2 separate regions of the Homo sapiens genome follow, and region 1 is linked to region 2. The links are chromatin loops, found by intact Hi-C in ENCODE. Cell type or tissue: PC-9. All regions are shown on one strand. Links, peaks and the distances in the headings refer to the core of each region. The heading gives the core; the rest is flanking DNA.

Region 1 (10,222 bases), core at 2,690-7,689, 190 kb after region 2:
TCTGCTCATCTACCCACAGCAGTGATGTGGCAGCAGCATGCCGGTTTCCCAGGGGTGTGGGCAGGGCAGGGCTTGGCTGCCTGCAGCTGCCCCAGATAGAGCTGGAGTTTGAGTCCAGGCTCCAGGTTCTTCCAGAGTCCCTTGCCCACCAGTGCTTCAGGCGTGTCCTTGGAAAAGAGGTGCCCTCTGGGGTCCTCTGTGGGCTGATGGGTGGGGTGGGGCATGGGGCAGCAGTGCCCTGGGCCCCCTCACCTGCCTGCCCACATGGAGTGAGGTCATGGACCGACATCCTGCCATGGGCTGGGGCAGGAGGGGCAGCGGTGATTGGCAGGCCCCCGACCAGCAGGGCTAATGCACAAACGAAGAGATAAGGCTTATCTGGAAATGTCCCTGGAATCGAGACTCTGATGGAAACAGGCTTCTGGGTTAATATATTTTCAATAGATAACGTCTCGTAAACGGGAAGCCCTGGGGGCCTGGGGCAGGAGAAGGGGCAGCTTCCGTGCTCCCAGGCCTCCTGCCCTGGCCATGCATGTGCATGTGCGCACACGGGCTTTGGTGCACCAGGCATCTCCAAGCCTGTGCTGACGTCTGGGTGTGCATCTGTGCACATGGATCCGCGATGTCTCAGACGTGTCTGCATGTGCTCCGTGTGTGTTTTGGGAGGGTTGCGGTGTTTGTCAGTGTGTGTATCTCTTTGGGTGTGGGAGTGGGGTGAAGGAGGATCGAGTCCAGTGTACACAGGGTGGTGGCAAGTTCCCTAACCTCATGTCTCAGTGTCCCCATGTGTAAAATGTGCCTCAGTTCCAGTGTATCCAGTGCTAGTTTGCCCCATGGGCAAAGGGCATGCAGGTTAGTGGGGCCTCTTCTCCAGGACTGGGTGGGATTCAAGGGAGGCTTATCACTCTATTCTACAGGAAGCATACCAGGGCCAGACCCCTGTCTGGGGAGTGCAGGAGCCTGTCAGTCCGAGCTCACTCTGGAGTTGGTCCCGGCCCTGGCCTCCTCTGCCGAGCAGCCTCCATGTGGGGGTTAGCATCTCCAGATTCCCTTCCAGAGACCAAGGCCAGCCCCGCTGACAGCCTCCCAGCTCCTAGTTCAGCCTTGTCTGTCCTCTGAGGCAGGGACTGGGGAGGCCTCCTGCCAAGGGGCTGCATGGGCAAGGTCTTGAAGGGAGAGTAGGAGTTTGCCAGGGCAAGGAAGGGTGGCACCTGCCAGAGGGAACAGCAGAGTGAAGGCTGTGGCGAGGAAGTGCTCGCTGGGGCCCGTGTGCCTGCTTGCTGAGGAGGGATGAGGTCATAGCTCCAGACCCCCCAGCCCCTGCTGCACCTCCAGGAGCCTCCACACAGGCAGCCCAGATTAAAAAGAGTAATTAGCATTTGACTGATAACGGGGTTGAGCCATTAATTAGCCTGCTCAGCCGGCACCAGGCTTGGCTGCTGGGAGTTGGGGCGGAGGCAGCAGTGGGTGCTGGGAGTGGGGCTCGCAAGGCTCTACAGGGGCTCCATTCCCTTTGCTGAGCACTGGTGATGCTCGGGGAGGTGATGGGGGCGCTATGAACAATGTGGCCGGACCTCGGGCAGCCAGGGAGGCCTAGAAGGCTGTCTGCTGGGTGTGGGAGGCCTTGGAGCCCCACAAGGGCACAGGCAGGGGGATGGGGCATGGTGTCCAGTTGGGGTTTCAAGAGACCCCTCTGGCCTCCTGAAGGAGCCAATGGCAGGGCCTGGAGGTCAGGGCTCCCCCACCCCCAACACAAACAGGGGGCAGAGGCCATATGGGTTGGAGAGGACCTGGGACCAGTGGTTGGTGATTGGATGTGGCAGCCGAGGGGAGGGGACAGTCCGAGCTGAGGCCTGGGAGGAAGAGGACGTTTGGGAAGGCTCGGGGATTGAAAACAGAGAGGTGAAACTTGAGAGGAGAGGTACGTTTGGGAAGAGGCCCCAAGTTGAGTGCTCGAATATTTATGAGGCCTCCTGGGTACAGGCCCTGCCACTGTGCTGGGGCACCAGTGGGGGAGACGGAGACCCTGCCCGCATCCCAGCCTTGTGCTCCCTGGGGCAAGCCCAGTGCAGGGACCTCAGAGGGCACTGGGAGGGACAGCATGGACCCTAGATCACTACCTCCCACCTGGCAGTGTGGCCTGCGGCCCCCTCTGCAAAGGAGGCTGTCGGGCCGGCCCCGAACCCCTGGCCCACCCAGGCCAGCAGGTTGTAGGTCACATGGCCACACCCCTGGAGCCCTGAATGAGGTGTTGCTCAGTCCCCACGTGCTCCCCCCACGTTATCACTGGCCCCCATGAGGGAGACAGTGCAGCAGAGAGAAACGGCCACATCCCACAGCCACAGGTGAGGCCTCTAGGTCAAGGCCTGGCTGGGAGCCCAGGCTGACCTGGCCCTGGGGCACGGTGCCAGGCCTCACCCCCCAAGGTCATTCCATAGACTCGGCCCCGAGCCTCCAGCATCCCACATAGCCACCACCTGGCGGGCCCCAGCATCCGTCTCCCCTGCAAGGCTTGCACAGCCCAACATCACCTGTGGGAGGAGACCCCGTTGGCAGGGCCAGTCCTGTGGAGCCACCTGAAGAGGCACAGAGGCAACGGAGCTGTGGCCAGCACAGTGTGTCCCAGCAAAGGGCCGCCGAGGGGCCGCTGGGCCCAAGGCAGTCTCCAGTCAGCCGCTTGGTCCTCCAGCTCCGACCCGCCTGTCTTCACTGCCATCTGCCATCACTTCCTCTGCCTCTCTCTGGTCCTTGACGGACAACCCTGCCTCCCGCCAACGTCTAGTTCACCTCTTCCCTGTCCATGCCCTGAGGCTTGGGGCCCCAGCCCTAGAGTGATGTCTATCTGGGACCCCCGGGCAACCTACCAAGGTAGAGGCAGGCTGGAGGGTCTGTGGGGTGTGGTTACCTACAAGTGGACCCCGGGGCTCTCTGGAGCTTTCTCCTCCCACTCCCTCCCTCCCAAGCTTCCACCCTGGGCCTGCCCCCATGGCAGCCACTCTCTGCAGGGCCCTCCCTGCTCCCAGCTCTTCAGCTCCTTCTAGGGTACCTGAGGACGCAGGGACCCAGAGGACCTTGAGCTGGGGGTAGAGAAAGGCAAGGGGGGAGCGGAGCCAGGCCTTCCTCAGAGGCCCAGGCAGAGGCCCTGGAAATTCCCCAAGGACTCCAGAGCTGGGGCTCAGACCAGGCTACAGAGGCCAAGTTCCTGACCCTTCCCCATCCCTTCCCGGTTAATTACCAAGAAAGACTCTCCCAAGCCAGTTACCCACACTGTCCCCAGACTGTCATCAGCACCACCACCATCACTAAGCTCACCATCATTCCATCATTTAACGTCACTACTAACGTCAATGCCATCATCACCTCATAGCGTAACTAACTTCACCGCCATCATCATCAGCATCACCAGCGACCTGCTCAGATTGGTTTGGGGAAGACATGTCTGGAGGCCGACAGGGAGGAGCATGACACAGTTTGCCAGGAGGGAGACGCCATGCCCAGGCTCGGGCAAGAGGGAATGGGGTGCGAGTGGGGCCATGGCTGGAGTCAGTAAAGAGGAGGAGGAGGCAGATTTGAAGATGATCCCAAAGCTACATCAGCTGGCCTTGGCACTGACTGGATGATCGAGGGGAGGCCAGACTTAGGGGATCCAGGGTCCCTGGCCAGCCTCTGCCCAGAGTTGCTGGGCACAAGAGATGGGAACCCTGCAGAGGATGGGGTGGGCAAGACACCTTGGCAAGCTTCACTGCAGAATTGCTGAGTCCAAAACTCAGATACCCTTGGGGAATTTGGCTTGGAAAGCCTCTCCCTGGACAGCTGTGTCTTGGGTCTGGGTGGACGCAGAGATGGGTCATTGGCATACAGGCACAGCAAAGGCTATGGGATCCTGAGGCCATGGGGAGGGATAGAGCTAGAGAAGAGACGGGCCCAGGGAGGGCTCTGCGGTGCCAGGGCACAAGAGGACATGCAGGGCCAGGGAAGGTGGGCATTGCTTGAGATGCCCATGGGCCATGGGTGCCAGGCCCAGGGAAGAGGGTGGTGGGGTGGAGCCTCAGGCAGGCTTCCGAAGGAAGTGAGCAGGGCGCTTCTGGGTGGAAGTTGTGTAATGGGTGTGGCATGAGATGAGGCAACCCGCCTCAGATGCAGAGCGATGATAGGGTGGAAGATAGCCAATAGTCAGCAGCGCCTCACTGCCCCAGTGCTCACCGTGGGGGGATCCACTCCCGCACTGGCCAGGCCTCCCCAGGTCTCCCTGCCACCTTGCCCTGCTCTGTCTCCAGGCCTTTGCTGGTGATGCTGCCCTCGCCGCCGGGGCCCATGCTCCACTCAAGCCCGCTTCTCCCTCAACCTCGGGGCTCTCGCACAGATGGCTCTTGATGGGCAGGGTGGGAGGAAGAGAAGCAGGTTCTGGGTCCTGTGCCACCCGAAGGACAGTGCTGCTCCAAGGAAGGTCTCCTGGCCGGCCTCTTATGGATGGGTGGGAAGGAGAGGAGCGGTTTTGGGACCCCTGCTTCCTGGAGTTCCTCACAGAGGGGAAACTGAGGCAGGGGAGGGGTTGGTCCTCTGCCCAGTCCCCCAGCACAGGGAACCTTTGGGGGGAAGTGGCTGCTGCCAGCTGATGCCTGTGGGAAGGACTAGCCCAAGCCTGCCAGGTCCTGGCACAGAGCAGGCGTTGGGGACCAGGGTCTGGGTGCCTGTGTGGACACACTGACCAGGCTGCGGCCCAGCCCTGCCTCCCACCATGGACAGCTGGTTGGGCTGCCGATAAGGAGAGACGGTTGCAGAGTCACCAGGCCCCGATGATAAGACAGACAAGCATCTCCCGGTGGCCGGAAGGTGGGGGAGGGGCCCACCGGAGAAGCACCCACATCTTGGGTGGGAACACAGAGGCTGCTGGTTCTGGGCAGGGCCCACCCTGCCCCTGGGGGCACAACAGCCCTCCCCAAGGCATCTGGGCAGCTGCCGACACAGTGCAGCAGGGCCCCGGCCTGGCCCACCCTGCAGGACCTCCCCACAGCGGCCCTGCCCAGCTCCAACTCCAATCCCACCTCAGCCCCGCCCAGCTCCACACGCAGTCTCCTCAGGGTTCCCTCGCACACCAGGCCCTGTCCCCCTCCGTCTCTGCTCGGCCATGCCCCTGCCTGGAGCACCCCCACACCATGCCCATCTCCCGCCCCTTCTTCCAGGTGCAGCAGCTTGTCCCTGAAAGAATGAACTGCTGGTGAGGAGAGAGGCTTATGGGAAGTTGGGGCTGTGACAGAGTGGGAGTGGGGTGGCAGGGGACACACAGGACAGGTGGGTGTGTCCTTGTGGAAGGGGCCTAGCATGTCATGGGGTTCTTTTGCTGGAGACATTGGGGCTCTCTCTTCTTGCCGGGGTTGCAGAGCTGGACAGCATGAACTTGAAGCCACTGTAGCCATCCTGTCCCCACGAAGGGAATGAGGTCCACAGCACAAAGGGGTGAGGGCCATGCCGAGAAAGGGCAATGGAGAAATGAAGAGATGGGTTCCTGCTGGCCCCATCTGAGCCCTGGATCCAGCTATGCCTGGAGCTCACCCCTGTGTCATGGGAGGCCACACATTCCCTCTGTTGCAGAAGCCTGGTGCCGCGGGTTCCTGCTTTGTGACTCAGAGAGCGATCGTGGTGGGTGCGGTCAGCCATGCCTCTCACTGTCCCAGCAGGGTTCCTGACCAGCAGCAGGTCCTGTTGCTTCACCTTCAAAGCCTGTCCCGAATCAGTCAGCCCCCACCCCATGGCCACCAGCCCAGCCAGACCCAATCACCTCCTGCTTGGACCATCACAATTGCCTCACCCTGGTCTCCTGCTCTGCCGGCTGCAGCCGGAGAATCCTGTTAAAACGTGTCAGGGCCCCTCTTCTCTGTTGTAAACCCTCTCGCCCGCACCTTCCTCAGGGCAATTGCCAGAGTCCTCACCATGACCCCCAGGCCCTGCACGACCTCCCTGACCTCCTCTGCCATCTCCCCACTCCTCCTAGGTCTCCAGCCTCAGGAGAGGGAGCCCCTGCTCCTGGATGTCCCAGGTACTCCCTCCCGCCTCAGGGCCTCTGCACACAGCTCCCGCTGCCCCCAGCTTGCTCCCCACCCATTCTTCATTGAGCAGCCCCATTGCCCCCAGCCCCGCAGTAAAAATCCACATTCCCACCCGCTGTTTCACCCTTCTTTCTAGCTGGGCTCTCCCACTCTCAGCATTCTGCCTGTCGACCTCATTTACTGCCAGTGTTCCCATGGGAAGGGGGCTCTAGGGACAGGGGTTTCTGTCCTTTTGCTCACTGCTGTGTCCCAGTGTCAGGCAGAGCACCCAGCACATGCCTGGCGCTCCACACACAGGAGCACTCGGGCCAGTGGGAATTAAGTGAGTTGTTCCATGCAGGGTCCCCATAAATGGAGCTGGTCTCATTATTGCCGTAACTGTTACTGGCCACACTGTCCTGGCCTGCAGACCACGGTGACCTTCATCAACAGTGACAGGGCATGTGCACTCCGGTTCACATGTGCTGAGGTGCCATGCTGCACCCCAGGTCCTGTGCCCAGTGCTCCCTGCTGACCTAACAGAGCCAGCACCCCCATTCTCAGCCCCCAGCCAGGACCCGGGGGCCTTCCCAACCTTCCCCAGCCTTGCCAGCCCACCCTATGGCCCCAGGGGCCTTCCCATCTGATTGGGTCACTCCTCCGCTCCCCAAAGGGTGAAATCCAAGCCCTTACCTCGGCATTCTGGACTCTAGGATGTGGCCGGCACCTCCCAAACCCACCACGTGCCCACCACTGGAGTCCCCAGACCAGACTGGGCCTGCGCCTCCCTCTGCCTACGCTGATGCCCTCGTCCAGTCCTGCTCCCTCAGCACCCCCTCCTCACCTGTCTGCACCCGCTCATGACCCAGCTCACGGCCCCTCGGTAAGTGCAGTTTTCACCTCCTGCTCCAAATCTACAGCCCAGATGCAGTGTCTCTGCCAAGGCTCAAATCTGCCTTTCCAGCCTGGCTGTTTCCCCAGGACTCCACGCACCCACCTGTGCCTCCTCTGTGCTCCCAACAGCAGGCGGCTCTGCCCGACTCCTCTCCTGCCCCCACCACCCCATGCCCACACCAGCAAGGCCCAGGCCTTCTTCCAACACATCCCAATCTGACCTTCCCCCATTCTGCTGCACCACCCCAGGCCAGGCTACTCCCTGGGATCACACCTTAGCATCCCCCGTGCCCCACAGACTGTCCACATACAGCCACAGGGAGCCTGTCAGTGATGGCCATTCCCTGCCCCCACTCTGCCCAGCACCCCCTACTCTGCTCACACCCCAACTCTGCCCAGCACCCCCCAACTTTGCCCAGCACCCTTGACTGTGCTCAGCATCCCTGATACTGCCCAGCACCCCTGTGGCCGGGGTGCCCTGACTCTGCCTAGCACCCTGACTATGCCTAGCACCTCTGATTAGCACTGCTACCAGGATTTGGAATGAGGCACATGCAGGCACTGAGTTGGGGTTGGTCACCCCTCAACTTATCAGTTGCTATTCCTCACCCTGTCTCTGGACCTCTGCCTCTGCCCCTGCTCTCTGGGCCCCTCTGTGCCATCCCCTCAAGACTAGGGGACATCACATGTCCCTCCCTGACTCCATCCCAGTCAGTAATGCTCTTCATCCCCATACAAATTAAAGCAACAAGGAAGTGCCATTTTGCATTGGTCAAACTGGTAAAAATTTTTAAAGATTGATAATATCAAGTGTTGGTGAAGAGTGAGGGCAGTGGGAATTTGATGCTATTAGGAGTGGACTTCACACAACAACTCTGGAGGGCCAGCTGCCACGTCTATTAAATTAAAAATGCATGGGCCCCATGAGCACAAGCACTCACTCACATGTGTGCACAAAGAAGTGGGGCACGGCTGCTGGTGGCAGTCCTGCCTGAAACAGGAGAAAAAAAATGGCAATGTTCATCAGTAGTGGTGTGGACACTGAAACAGTGCTGTGTGGCCATAGAGTGAAATACTCAACAATAGGTAAAGGAAGGAAGTCTGAGTGTCCTGTGGATAAATCCTGAAAACAGGTGAAAAAAGTTGCAAAAGGATACGTGCAGAATGATGCTGTTTACATTGAACAGAAACTCCACAAAGTGATACTGTGTGTTCTGTGAATGCAGGCATGGATATTTAACTACATGGAGAAAGGCGTGCAAGGATGTGCTTCAAACTGACCACCAGGAGCTGCCAGCAAGGGGGGTTAGGAAGGGCAGTGGTGGGAAAAGGGCACTCAGCCTTATGTTTTCATTTTGTTCAGAGACTGTATCTGTGCATTATTCACAAACTGGAGGTGAGCGAGGGAAAGGTTCTGTGCAGCCCAGAGGTGTGCAGGAATAAGAGCCACACCGGCACCTCCTTGCTCACAGCCACCCAGCCCTTGTTTCCTGGAGACCAGGTCTCTAGTCAGTTAATGAAAGACTAGCCCTGTGTGGTGAGGCCCCGACACATCTCTGTGGCTGCCCTGGATCCCACCCTCAAAAGCCGTAGCTCTGGGGCCAGAGACAGATTGCAGGAGGAGGCCTGGGGTTCAGACACCCCCATGGGGTTTGTCATGCCTAGGAGTTCACTCCTGAGTCCTGTGATGGCCGCAGCGGGAGGGGGGACAGCCAAGACCCAGAGACAGTGAGAGTAAGGGAGAGCAACAGAAACACAGAGAAAGGCCAGGAGAGACAGAGACAGTGAGAGGCGCAGAGACATGGAGACGGGAAGAAAGAGTGAAAGGGACAGACACAAAGAGAGACAGAGAGAAAAAGAAGTAGAGGGGGAGAAACAAAGAGAAAACAGACAGAGAGTCAGAGAGGCCCCGCGCAGAGCAGGAGAGGGAGGCTGTCACACACGCGCGTGGCTCCGCCTGCTTGGATTGGTCAGAACTGACTGCAATTAAAGCCCATAATTGATTCCCTCGGATGACGAGGATCATTTCAATGCAGAGAATTAAGGTTTTCTTCCAAGATGAAAATAAAGATTAATTTGCAATTTCCTTCCTCACTGCACATGTGAGAACGGTCCCTGCTGGGAGGAAAGCTCAACCCTGGCAGGTGGGCTGGGGGCGCCCTCAGGGCCTGAGCCCACAGCCTCCCAGGAGAGGGCACAGCCTGGACCACCTGCCTCCTTGGCTGGCACAGAGGTGTGGGCGCCCTGCTCAGACACAGGCCTCCACGCCTGGGATCCCTGCAGTTGGATGGGACTGAGAGAGGCCAGGCCCATCAGGCCTCTACCACCTTTGACGAGCCCTCCACGTCCTTCTTTCCTTGCAGGCCTCATCAGCTCCTTTTCCTGGGAAGGACTCCCCAGTTCCCGAAGCAGAGTCTGATATGCAGAGCCCCAGTGAAAGATGACAGGACAGTACCGGAGGGGAGAAGTGGGGGCCCCAATACTTCTCTTCCCTCCCTCCAGGGCCCCCTGCTCCTGCCACCCTGGCTGGGCTCCCTGAGCTGGGAAATACACACTGGAGTCTAGCAGGGTGCTCCCCTCCAGCCCAGGCCCCACTGTGCCCCCTCCTCTGGGGGTACCTCAGGCTTGGAAACATATGCAGGTTCCAGAAGCGGCGGCCCTTGCACCTGTCCGGGACCTGCCATCCGGACCCACCACCTCTCGGGACAAGGAGGCTCTCAGGCCTCACAGAGGCCTTGCCCAGCCTGGGAGCATCATAGGGCTGGCCAGGGCCAGGAGGGACCATGAGCCCACCCCATCCTGGGCCCCAGGAGCCAGCGTGGCAGGCTTTGTCCTGTGGCATTTCTAGCCACCCACCTTGTCCCCGGGGCCTTGTCCCCAGCAAGGTGTGCCAAAGGCCCCTCACCAGCCACCCCTCCAGGCCCACACTCTGTTGAGGCCCTGGCAGGGCAGGGTTACCAGTCTGGGCTCAGAGGCCTGGAGCCTGCACAACCTCTGAGCAAGCTGGACCTGCCCACAGCAGCAGAGGCTCTGCCTCTCCAGCTGGGGCGACCCTGCACTTGCCCTGGTATCCCAGCGTGAACGAGGGGGTCAGGTGTGAACAGGGGGGTCAGGAGGAAGCGGCACCTCCGTCTGCAGTCTCCTCAGATCTTGCCTGTGCAAGCTCAGAGTGGGGCCTTCAAGGGGGGTCCCAAGAACCGGGATTTGGGCTCTGGGCTGTGCACAGTCTCCGGGACCTGACTCTGGGTCTGTCCCTGCACCCCTGCACCTGTGGCCCTCCCAGGTCAGCTGCTGGTGCCACA
Region 2 (10,222 bases), core at 2,870-7,869:
ACCACCATGAGAAAGAGAATCTATGGATTCTCAAGTGGGAAAACTCAGATCCTGGAAACTAGAAACCATAAAACAATCTGAAAGAGAATTTAAAATAAGAATATTTGAAATGTAAATAAAGGAATAGAAATTATAGCAAGATTAGGACATTATGAAAAAAGGGTAGATAAATTTGAAAACAAACCAAAAAGAAATTCTAAGTATTAAAAATGTATTAAAAATGCAGTCATTGCCATGTGCTTTCAGATTAATTATCTTATTAATGCTTCATGGAAGTTAGGGTAGGTAGTTTTATTCTTCGTGTGTTTTTTCAAAGTTTTTTTTTTTTTTTTTTTTTTTTTTGAGACAGAATCTCACTCTGTCACCCAGGCTGGAGTGCAGTGGCACGATCTCAGCTCACTGCAACCTCCCCCTCCGGGGTTCAAGCGATTCTCATGCCCCAGCCTCCCCAGTAGCTGGGATTACAGGTGCACACCACTCCAGCCAGCTAATTTTTGTATATTAGTAGAGATGGGGTTTCGCCATGTTGGCCAGGCTGGCCTCGAACTCCTGACCTCAGATGATCTGCCTGCCTCGGCTTCCCAAAGGGCTGGGATTACAGATGTGAGCCACTGCGCCCAGCTTAAAGTATTTTTTTTTACTATAGAAGTACTCATGTATGTTGAAAATCTGGAAAATAGAGCAAATTATAGGAAAGAAATAAGAATAATTTGTTAACCTGTTACTCGGGTTAACTATTTTGGCATTTTTTTCCTAGTAGGGATTCTACTGGGTATAAAATTTTAGATCCTTATTTAAGCAAAGTTTTGAACCATGAGCCTTCTTCTATACCATAATTAAATTTTCTCTGAAAACATGTTTAATGGCTCTGTATTATTTTATTGTCTTGCTCTACCATACTTTATCTGTCTACTCTTGATGAATGTATGCACTGTGTACAATATTACGCACTTTAACCACAACATGTTGAACATTTGTTTGCATTTCAGATTATTCTTTAGAGCAGATTACCAAAAATGAGATGGCTTGATTTATGGGTGGGGCCTTATATTCTGTAAAGGAAGGAAGGGACAGGAATATATGAACATTTTTTAGCTGTATTATATATCATAAAGAATTTGTCTGGTCTTTGTCCCAGGTTCCTGGAGCTTCTAAAACCCTTGGAATTTCCAGAGTGATAACTGTGTCTCTGTTACTCATGGTGGGCCCTTGGGGCACAGCTGAGTTTATGCTAAGGAGATGACTCAAGATGGGGACTGGTCATGCCTGAAAGACCAACCATGTCATTAGAGGGTTAGGCCTATGGGCCATATGATATCAGGCTGACCTCCTGACCTCTGGGGAGCTGGAAATTTAGTTTAGTCTCATGGCTAGTAATTCAATCAGTCATACCTATGTAATGAAACCCCAGTAAAAACTCTGGACACTGAGGTTCAGGGAGCTTCCTGATTGGTAAACACATTGATATGCCCAGAGGGTGATTTTCCCTGACTGCACAGGGAGAGGGCACCAAAGCTCTGAATCTAGGGCCCTCCCAGGCTTCACCCCATGTGTCTCTTCATTTGGCTGGTCCTGATTCTTACCCTTATAATAAAACTGTAATCCTAAGAATAGTGCTTTCATGAATTCTGTGAGTTGTTCTAGTTAATTATCTAACCTGAGGAGGTCATGGGAACCCCCTGGATTTGCAGCCAGCTGGTCAGAAGTGTGGGTGGCCTAGGGACCCCTGAACTGGTAGCTGGTAGCTGAAGTGAAAGCAGTCTTGCTGGGGACTGTACCCTTAAGCTATGGAGTCTGACCATTGACTTTAGGTGGTTTGTGTCACTATTGAATTATGGTATACAACTTGTGATACATATTTCCAATTGTGTTATAAAGTTTATGTACAAAATTACAAAAGAGTGTACCTTTAAGTAACGTTGACACCACTGGGCTTCAGTATCCTTATGTATGAAATGGGAAATTTAGTGACAACAACACAGAAATGTTGTATGATTGTCTTCGTAAAGTGCCTTGGACCAGCACCTGGTGCATAAAAAGCAGTCATAGGATGTCCATGAGCATGTGCCCATGTGCGTGCATGTTGTGTGAGCACTGCAGGAAAACCAGAAAACAAGCGAAGAAAACAGGAAAAGAAGAAATCATTTGAAATGACATCAAAGATATAAAAACGGGATATTTTGTATTTTGAAAACCTCATTGTTTAAATAGGTTGGCTTATCCCTTTTACATTTATTATTATATATTTGGTCTTTTGTCATCATGTTCCATTTAAAAAAAAAACATTTTCTATTCTTTCCTGCTCTTTTTGTTATTTTCTATGTGATCTTCTGTTTCTCATTCTCTTTTCATTTGTGCAGGTCTACAGTTTTTTTGTTTTTACCTTAGAGCTAAAAATGGTTCTACAAAGGGTTACTTTTAAATCTTCAATGAACCTGCTTAAGCCTGGATTTCCCAAGCTATCACCTTGAGAAATGAAGCACCACTCTGTGACACCTCTCCTCCTGTTTTTGGTAGTTCTGCTTCAGGATTTTTTTTAGTTGGCGTTAGTGAAATAATTTTCATAGAATGTATTTCTTCTTTCAAGAATGATAGTAAATGCAATTGGTGTATAAGAGGCCCATCATTTTAATGGAAGAATAAACGTCACAGTTCTCCAGACTTAATTCTGTATTCAAATGGTTCCTGTGGTCACCCTTGGGTCTTTTCATGCATGCATCCTTATCCCCAGGTTCTCACTTAACATTTATCATGTTCCTATTAGATCTGCCTTCAAGGAGGTTTTATGTGAAAAGTGAAAGGTTTCAAACATACTCAGGACAAAGAGAACAAACATTCATGTACCCATCAGGCAGACTGAACAGTTACTAAGATTTCACCGTGCTTGTTTCATCTCTCTCTCCCCTGCTTTTCTTGCTGAAGTATTTTTAAACAAATTTATGAGATCTTGAGTCATTTTACCCCTGAATACTTATGTATATATCTTTAAAAAATATAGACATTTTCTTGCGTAAATCAATGTCATTAGCACAGCTAATAATAACTATTCTTTGGTATCCAGTACCCTATCTATATTTAGAATTTTCTTGAAAAATGTTCTTCAAATATGGTTCCCTACCTCCTCCCTCCACAAAAGGATATAAGAACATATACATCCCCAAGTCCTTCATGTCGATGAGGAGCCCGAGGCTCAGAGAGGTAGATTGGCTTCCTCAGGTCAGACCCTAGTATTGGGATTTGAATCCACACCCCTCTTAGTGAGCTTTATATTTTATGTACTACACCTGGCTGCCCAGGCATGGTTACCCCGAGTAGGGCGAAGCATGTAACCTCAACCTCAAGTTTCGCCCAAGATGTAGGGGCTGAAGCAGACAGGAAGATGAGCACTGCTCCAGGAAGCCTCCCACCAGTGCAGAAGAGCTCTTTTCTGGAAGACAGGGCTGGATGCCACAGTGAGGCAAGTCCAGCCCCAGCCCTAGGTCAGTGTCTTTTTTTGGTTTTGTGTCTATTCTTAAGGAGGTGTAAAGAGCTCTTTTCTGGAAGACAGGGCTGGATGCCACAGTGAGGCAAGTCCAGCCCCAGCCCTGGGTCAGTGTCTTTTTTTGGTTTTGTGTCTATTCTTAAGGAGGTGCTTCTGGTACACAGGCAGTGCCAAGGCCCCCTACAATGAAGCTACATGGCTACAGGGAGTTCTGAAGGTTATAGAAGACTATACAGCCTTTGGGATCTTAGCTCTGCCATGCACTCGCTGTGTGTTTTGAGCCTGTGACTTGACCTCTCTGACTGAGTTTCCACCTTTGGAAGATGGAATTAGAGTGCTTACTTTGCAGGGTTGTTGTGAAGATAATGTGAATGCAGATGTAAGCATCCCCAGCACCGTGCCTGGCACATAGTAGCTGTTTATAAATGCAAATATAATGTTGTCTTTATCTGCCAGGGAGGAGGACAGAGCACCAGCCACCTCTCCATCTCTACTGCACTGTCCCCTGGCCCCAAGACCTCTTCTGCATCCCCTTCCTCTCTCCTCTGGTCTGGATGGTTAGGCACCCAGGCTTTATGGGGCAGGGCATTGGAGCTGAGAGGACACCAGCTCTGAGCACCTGCAGGTTTTGGAGAGAAGGAAAGGACACTGCCAAGCACTTGCTCAGTGTCCTGTCACTCCTCAGGTGGTCTGGTTTCATGCTGCTTTACAGACCAAAGTGCTGGGCACAGAGGCAGATGTGTCTTATTGTCTTCTCAGAGTGTTACCAATTATTTCTAGTTTCAGTTGAAGAGACTCAGTTCATTGATGCAAGAGATTGACTCTCAGGATATGCCGGAGAACAGAGCCCCAATAAGAATCGGGGCAGGAGCTCAGGGGCTGTGGAAACACTCGTTGCCAGCAAGTGTGCTGAGAACACAAAGGAAATGCTTGTGATCCTTTTAGAGTGACTGGGAGTAAACATTTATTTCACCTTGAAGGAAATGAATGTTTCAGGAAGAGGCCCAGGAGCTTGACGAAGCTAGACAGCCCATGCCGTAAGCCACATAAAGGAGGACATCAGAACCAATTGGGTTAGAGAGGGCCTAATAAATTGTGTCCCTCACAAGGACCCAGCATTTTCTGTTCCTTGGGTGGGCCACATGTGCTCTTGAGAAGATTGGGAACAGCTGTACTGAGTTGTTGCCATTGAGTCATATCTGGTCCAGGGGCCAGCGGTTGGTGCCTCTGGTCATTCCGTCCTTTTCTAACAAAGCTCGAGGTGATCTGGCCATCTCCCCAAAGATCCTGGGGAAGTGCATGCTCAGCATCCTCCGTGCAGCACTGGCAGCTGGGGCTTCCGTAGCCCCCTGCTGTGTCCTGTGCCCTGAATGGCCCCTTCCCTTAGCTTTCCGGCCTGCTCCCTCCCTCCAGTTGCTAAATTCCCCTCTTCTATGCTTGCTTAGCAGAAACTTCTCATTTAACTTTTACATACTTCACTGTGTTGATGTTGTCTGTATGTGTGTGTGTGTTTCCCCCAGAAGACTCTGAAGCTTCTCGAGGGCAGGGACTGGGTTGGATTAATTTCTGAAGTTCAGAACCCAGCCTAGGGACAGCCATACAGAATGTAACAGAAGCAAACTTTTATTTCTGTGCCCAGATATGGTGGTGCACAGAGGGTTGTGTGGTGCACAGAGGGTAGCTGGTTTTGCAGGTACAGTATCAGGCATCTTGAGAAATTAATAGTGGGGAAGGAGAGCCCACTAAGGTGGGAATGCTTGCCTGGGACACCAGCCTGGCCTGCCTGTCGCCTCCACCAGGGGGCCCCCCTGCCCCGGCCCCTCTCGGGCCATTGCATCCTGTCCCTCTGGTTGCTTGCTTGGGGCTTGCAGGACATGGTGGACTCTGCAGGCTGCTTCACAGTGCAGTGTGTTCCTGCTGCTCCTTCTGAAATGTGACCTACCATGCCTTCTTCAGTCCCTCTGTCTCCATCCAGAAAAATGTCTAATTGTATCTTGAATTCATTTACATTGCTTGCTTCAATGGCCTCACTTGGCAGCTGAGCCCATATGCTAATTCCACCCTTTTCATGAAGGAATTCTGCTGATTTTACTTACTTTTTGTGACAGATTCCTCCCCCTACCCCCCCACTCCGTTCTTTTTTTGGTCTCCTGCTCTCCCAGTAAACAATTTCTTAGGTCCACTCTCGCAGGCTCTGTGACCCAGTGCCCTCAGGACACTTCATGGGGTGAAGCTCCTGATGGGTTTGAGTCAGGGCCCTGAGCACTGGCCCAAGCCCTTCCAGCACCTTCAGCTTAGGGTTAGTCAAGAATGTCCTGCCTTGGTTTCTTTGCTTCAGAGGAGGGGCTCTCTGTGGCTTGGGGACCCATTTCTACAAGGGTCTAAGACAACTGTTGTTTTTTGGAACCCATAGTGTAAGAGTTGGTGAGAGCGGCATTAACTCAGGGGCCTTGTGAGGACAGACCCTGCTTCCATGATAGGGGAGGAGGAGTCTGGGTCCGGGGGTGAATTGAGCCCGAGCTCAGTCCCAGTGCTTGCCTTTGCTGCCAGTGGGGCCTTGGATGAGAGTTCCTTGACCTCTCTGAGTCTTACTCTCTTAATCTGTAAAGCGGATATCTGAGGGCCCATCCTCCCCTCATTCAGATTACTGGGGTCTTCTCCAAGTGGATGCAGTCCTTGCAGCCCCTGAGTCCTCTCTCTATTGGCCCTGGGCCACTGGATCTTCACAGCATTTGATTTTCTCTTGGCACAGCCGCTTCAGTTGTTCAACTTTTCTCCCCTTTTTTCTGTTTCTAAACAAGCATACATAACCTTTTTAAGTGTTACTAGGATGCCACCACTGAGGACTAGAGAAGAGTTGATTAATTGTTGCTGGAGGGGGTGTTCTAAGTAATTGAACAGGCCCGGTCATCTCTGACCTCTCAGTGCTTTTCATTCACTTCATACATATTTGTTGAGCACCTATTCTCTGCTGCCATGTGCAAGGGATTCTGTGGGATAAGGTGGCCCAGGTCCCTGTCCCAGTGGGTGAAGCTGCAGAGGAGCTTGGGAGTCACAAACAGCACTATCCTAGGGCAACAGGGATTGTGGGGCTCTGAGGAGGGGCTGTCACCTCCAGATGAGAGGGAGCCTGGAAAATACCTGGGAGGTGACATCTAGCCAAAATTTGAAGGCTGGGTTGCCAGAGAAAGGACAAGGTGGGAAGAATGCTCCAGGCACATGTGCATGGGCCACGGTCCTGGGGTGATAGAGAGCATGGCTGAGTGAGGAGCTGAAGCATGGAGTATGAGGAGATGGGGGTGGTGGGTGTGAGGCTGTCAGGTGGTGCAGGTAGGGGCCCAACCACACTGGCCTTCTTGTTCCTTGCCCAGGGAGGAGGGTCAGGGTTGGGGAGTCGGTCTCTGACCTTGACCTCCTGTGACCCTCACTCTCTTCTCCACAGAGGGCAACATAGCACTACTAGATACCAGGTCCGCGGCCTGAGTGGGGTCTGATCCTGTCCTTGCACTTACCTGACAATTTGGCCTTGGGCAAGCAGGCAATGCAAACTCTCTGTGCCTTGATGTGATCATCTGCAAAATGGGGGTGTTGGTAATAGTACCTGTATCCTAGGACTGAGTTCAATGAGCTGATGTATGCAATGCACTTAGAACGGAGCCTAGTTATAGTGAACACTACATTAAATGTCACCTATAAAAACAGTGCTCATTTCTTGTGGAAAGGGCTTGGTAAGAATAACTTCTGTCCCAGAGGAAATTCCAGCCTGGTGTCTCTGAGGTTTTCCTGCTTCATGATCCAGGGAAATAATTGTCTTAGGTTATTCCTGGGCTTTCTACCTCCTGGGGCTATATTGAGACTCAGTATGAAAACCTATGTTTGAAATTCTAGGGAAAATCCCCACTAGAGAGAAAATAATGTCAGAGACTGTTTGGAGCTTTCACATGCATTAACTCCTTCAGTCCTCCTAACAGTCTATGAAGTAGGCCCTGTTTTTACACAGCATATGTATACTGTGGCTATGATACTAGGTGTGGGGCCTCGGTCCAGAGTGTTGGGGAGCGAGTGTTTGGCAGCCTCTGCACGGCCTTTTCATCAGCTTTGGAAGAAGCCAAGGCTAGAGAGCGAAGTGCTCTCCCCACGTGGCCCCACTGGAGGGGCAAGGGCTGAGTGAGATTCGTCTGCTCTCATTTGGACCCCAGAGAGCCCATTGTCCTTTCCTCCAGGATGACCCTCCTGGCATCCACCTTCCCCACCCCCACCATGGGCAAAACATGTCTCATGGGAGAAAGAAGGAGTGGGCTGTCAAATCTGCCCTACCCCAGGCATAGCGGACTGATTCCTGAGTGCTTTTCTGACTCCAATAGTTACAGGCCTAAAAGGCTAGATGTTTATTCTGTTTCTTCGAACTTTCCTTTCTAGCGAAAACTCCAGAGTTCTCACACTAGGGAGCTACAGGCCAGTCTTGGCCCATGGACATGTTTTGTTTGGGCCATGCTGTTTAAACATTTTTTTCAATTGGTTGTCAACATTTAAACATTGGCGAATTTCATATAATATTCCAGATTTTTGGCATCTCTTAAAAAATCAGAGGATCTGGCAACTTGAGGCCTACATTCCTGTCTGGCCATGGTGTACTGGAGCTGAGGAGAAACGGTCCCCTCCAAATGGGGTGCGGGAGTTTCTGTTCCCTTTGGTCTCACACCTTGACTTATGCCTAGCCCATGTTGCTCATGTGAGGTGCCCACCAGCCCTGGAGGGTTTCCTTTCCTTTCCTTTTCCTTTCCTTTTCCTTTCATTCTCTTTCTTTTATTTTTTCTTTCTTTATCTCTCTTTTTCTTTTCTTTTCTTTTTTCTTTTCCTTTCTTTCCTTTCCTTTTCTTTCTCGCCCGCTTTCTGTCATTCTTTCGTTTTTTCATTCATTCATTCTTTCTCTCCCTCCCTCCCTCCCTTCCTTCCTTTTCTTTATTTTCTTTCGAGACAAGATCGTGCTCTGTGGCCCAGGCTGGAATACAGTGGCACGATCATAGCTCACTGCAACCTTGAACTCCTGGGCTGAAGCCATCCTCTCCTTCAACCTTCAGAGTAGCCAGGACTACAGGCATGTGCCACTGCACCTGGCTAATTTTTGTTTTTTAAATTTGTTTATAAAGTTGGAGGTCTCACTATGTTGCCCAGACTGGTCTCAAACTCTTGGCCTCAAGCCATCCTCCCTCCTCAGCCTCCCAAATTGCTGAGATTACAGGTGTGAGCCACTGTACTTGGCCACTGGAGGCTTTTATATTTGGGACAACTGCTCTCCACTTTCTTTACTTTAGGACAGGCCTTTGTGAATGATAGCATTTGTTAGGGAGAATGGGAACTCAGGCTCAAGAGCACTCATAATGATCACTTTCATGATGAAGCACCTGCTGTCTTCCAGACCCAAGTGAGGTTGGTTAGCAAGTATCCATGAGCCTCACACTGCTCTGTTTATAGTATATGATCCCCATTTTACAGGTAGGAGAGACTGAGGCTCAAATAGGTAAGGGCCTTTAGACAGGTCTCGCTTAGCATGCAGATTGGGAAAGTTGAAGTAGAATCCAGAATGTTCCCTCAAAGTCTGTCTGTCTCCCCACACACCTTGCCCTCACTCTCAAGGTGGCCCATGCATCAGTAGGCATGCCCTGAAATCTAGAGATGGAGGACTCCAGGAAGTTTCCTTCACAGTTTCCCTTGGAGATCACTGGGTGCTCTCCAAGAGAAATCCTCTTTGGTGACCTTCAGGTAGGTGGCCGGTGGAACTAATTTATGTTGCCTCAGATCAGGCAGAGCCAGCATTGGCTCCTGGCTCCACCACATTCTAGCTATAGGACTGCACTGTCCCCCTACTCCTCTCCTCCCCTCCATCCCCTCTCTCCTGTCTTCCCTCGCCTCCTCCCCCTCACTCATTTTAGTGAGCCCTCATTGTGGACTGGGCTCTGTGTCTAACTTTCCAAGCCTCAGATTTCTCATACCTGGATGGGTTGTTGCTTGGCACTGTGGCCAGCCCAATCGAGACCTTGATAATTGGTAGCCATTGTTATGAATGATGAGGCTTTCCACTCATTTTCACAATGGAAATCACATTGACAGGACCCCAGAGTTACAGAATTTTTGTGAAAAATATTGACTTTAAAAAATAGCCTTTTCCCTAAGGCACCTTGTGGGAAGAGCTGAGATGACACTGAATTGCACAGATCTTTGTAACTCTGGCTCTCCCGTCTCATGGATCAGGTACCTTCTTTGTTCTAAGCAGTCTGCTAGGCACATCACATACCTTTCTAAAAGGTTAGTAATGGTTTCATCTCCATATGATAGATGAAGAAACAGGCCTGGAAAGCCCAGGCATTTTGTGAAAGATCATACTGCTGGTATGTGGAGCAGGGGCTCCAACTCAGGCTGGCCCTCCCCAGGGATTGTGCCCTGAGCCCTTTCCTGTGGGGCCTGATTCCCAACCCTGCCCCAGGATCCAAGGTGGACTCAGTGTCCATGTCATGTAACAAAAGAGTCAGGGGTTCTCGGTGCCCTGTTAGGGCCTGTTGTTCCTGGTTGGTTGGCAAGTCTGAGTGTTTATTCAGCACTGCTGGGAAGGCTCCCTGGCTTAATTCTGAGATTCCAAGCCATCCTGTCGTATCTCCCCCGACTCCCCCAGCTGAGAGAACTGGGAGAGACACGAGGACACACAGGGCAGGGGCTCTTCCCTGGGTGAGGTTTGTGTTTGGA

The links. Peaks named below come from ENCODE experiments on the same cell type or tissue, not always from the same donor. Only the 100,000 strongest peaks of a DNase experiment are listed, where the experiment ranks them.
Region 1: it touches region 2 in a loop (5-fold over the local background); 4 of 110 quality-filtered maps call a loop at or near these places.

The regions. Positions count from the first base shown.
Region 1 is chr3:128,411,335-128,421,556 of GRCh38, forward strand. It overlaps a transcript of EEFSEC not described here. Among named protein-coding and RNA genes, the nearest start is that of DNAJB8-AS1, 47 kb to the right of the region's middle. RefSeq lists cis regulatory regions at 268-453, 1,187-2,482, 2,948-3,015, 3,841-6,241 and an enhancer at 1,509-2,310. In PC-9, for the core only: no CTCF peak of the experiment used is centred there; a DNase peak (open chromatin) is centred at 5,667.
Region 2 is chr3:128,221,710-128,231,931 of GRCh38, forward strand. All of the region lies in intron 1 of EEFSEC (eukaryotic elongation factor, selenocysteine-tRNA specific), which reads left to right. Among named protein-coding and RNA genes, the nearest start is that of EEFSEC, 73 kb to the left of the region's middle. RefSeq lists enhancers at 5,033-5,533, 5,344-5,403. In PC-9, for the core only: CTCF peaks have their summits at 5,296 (motif pointing right) and 5,495; no DNase peak of the experiment used is centred there.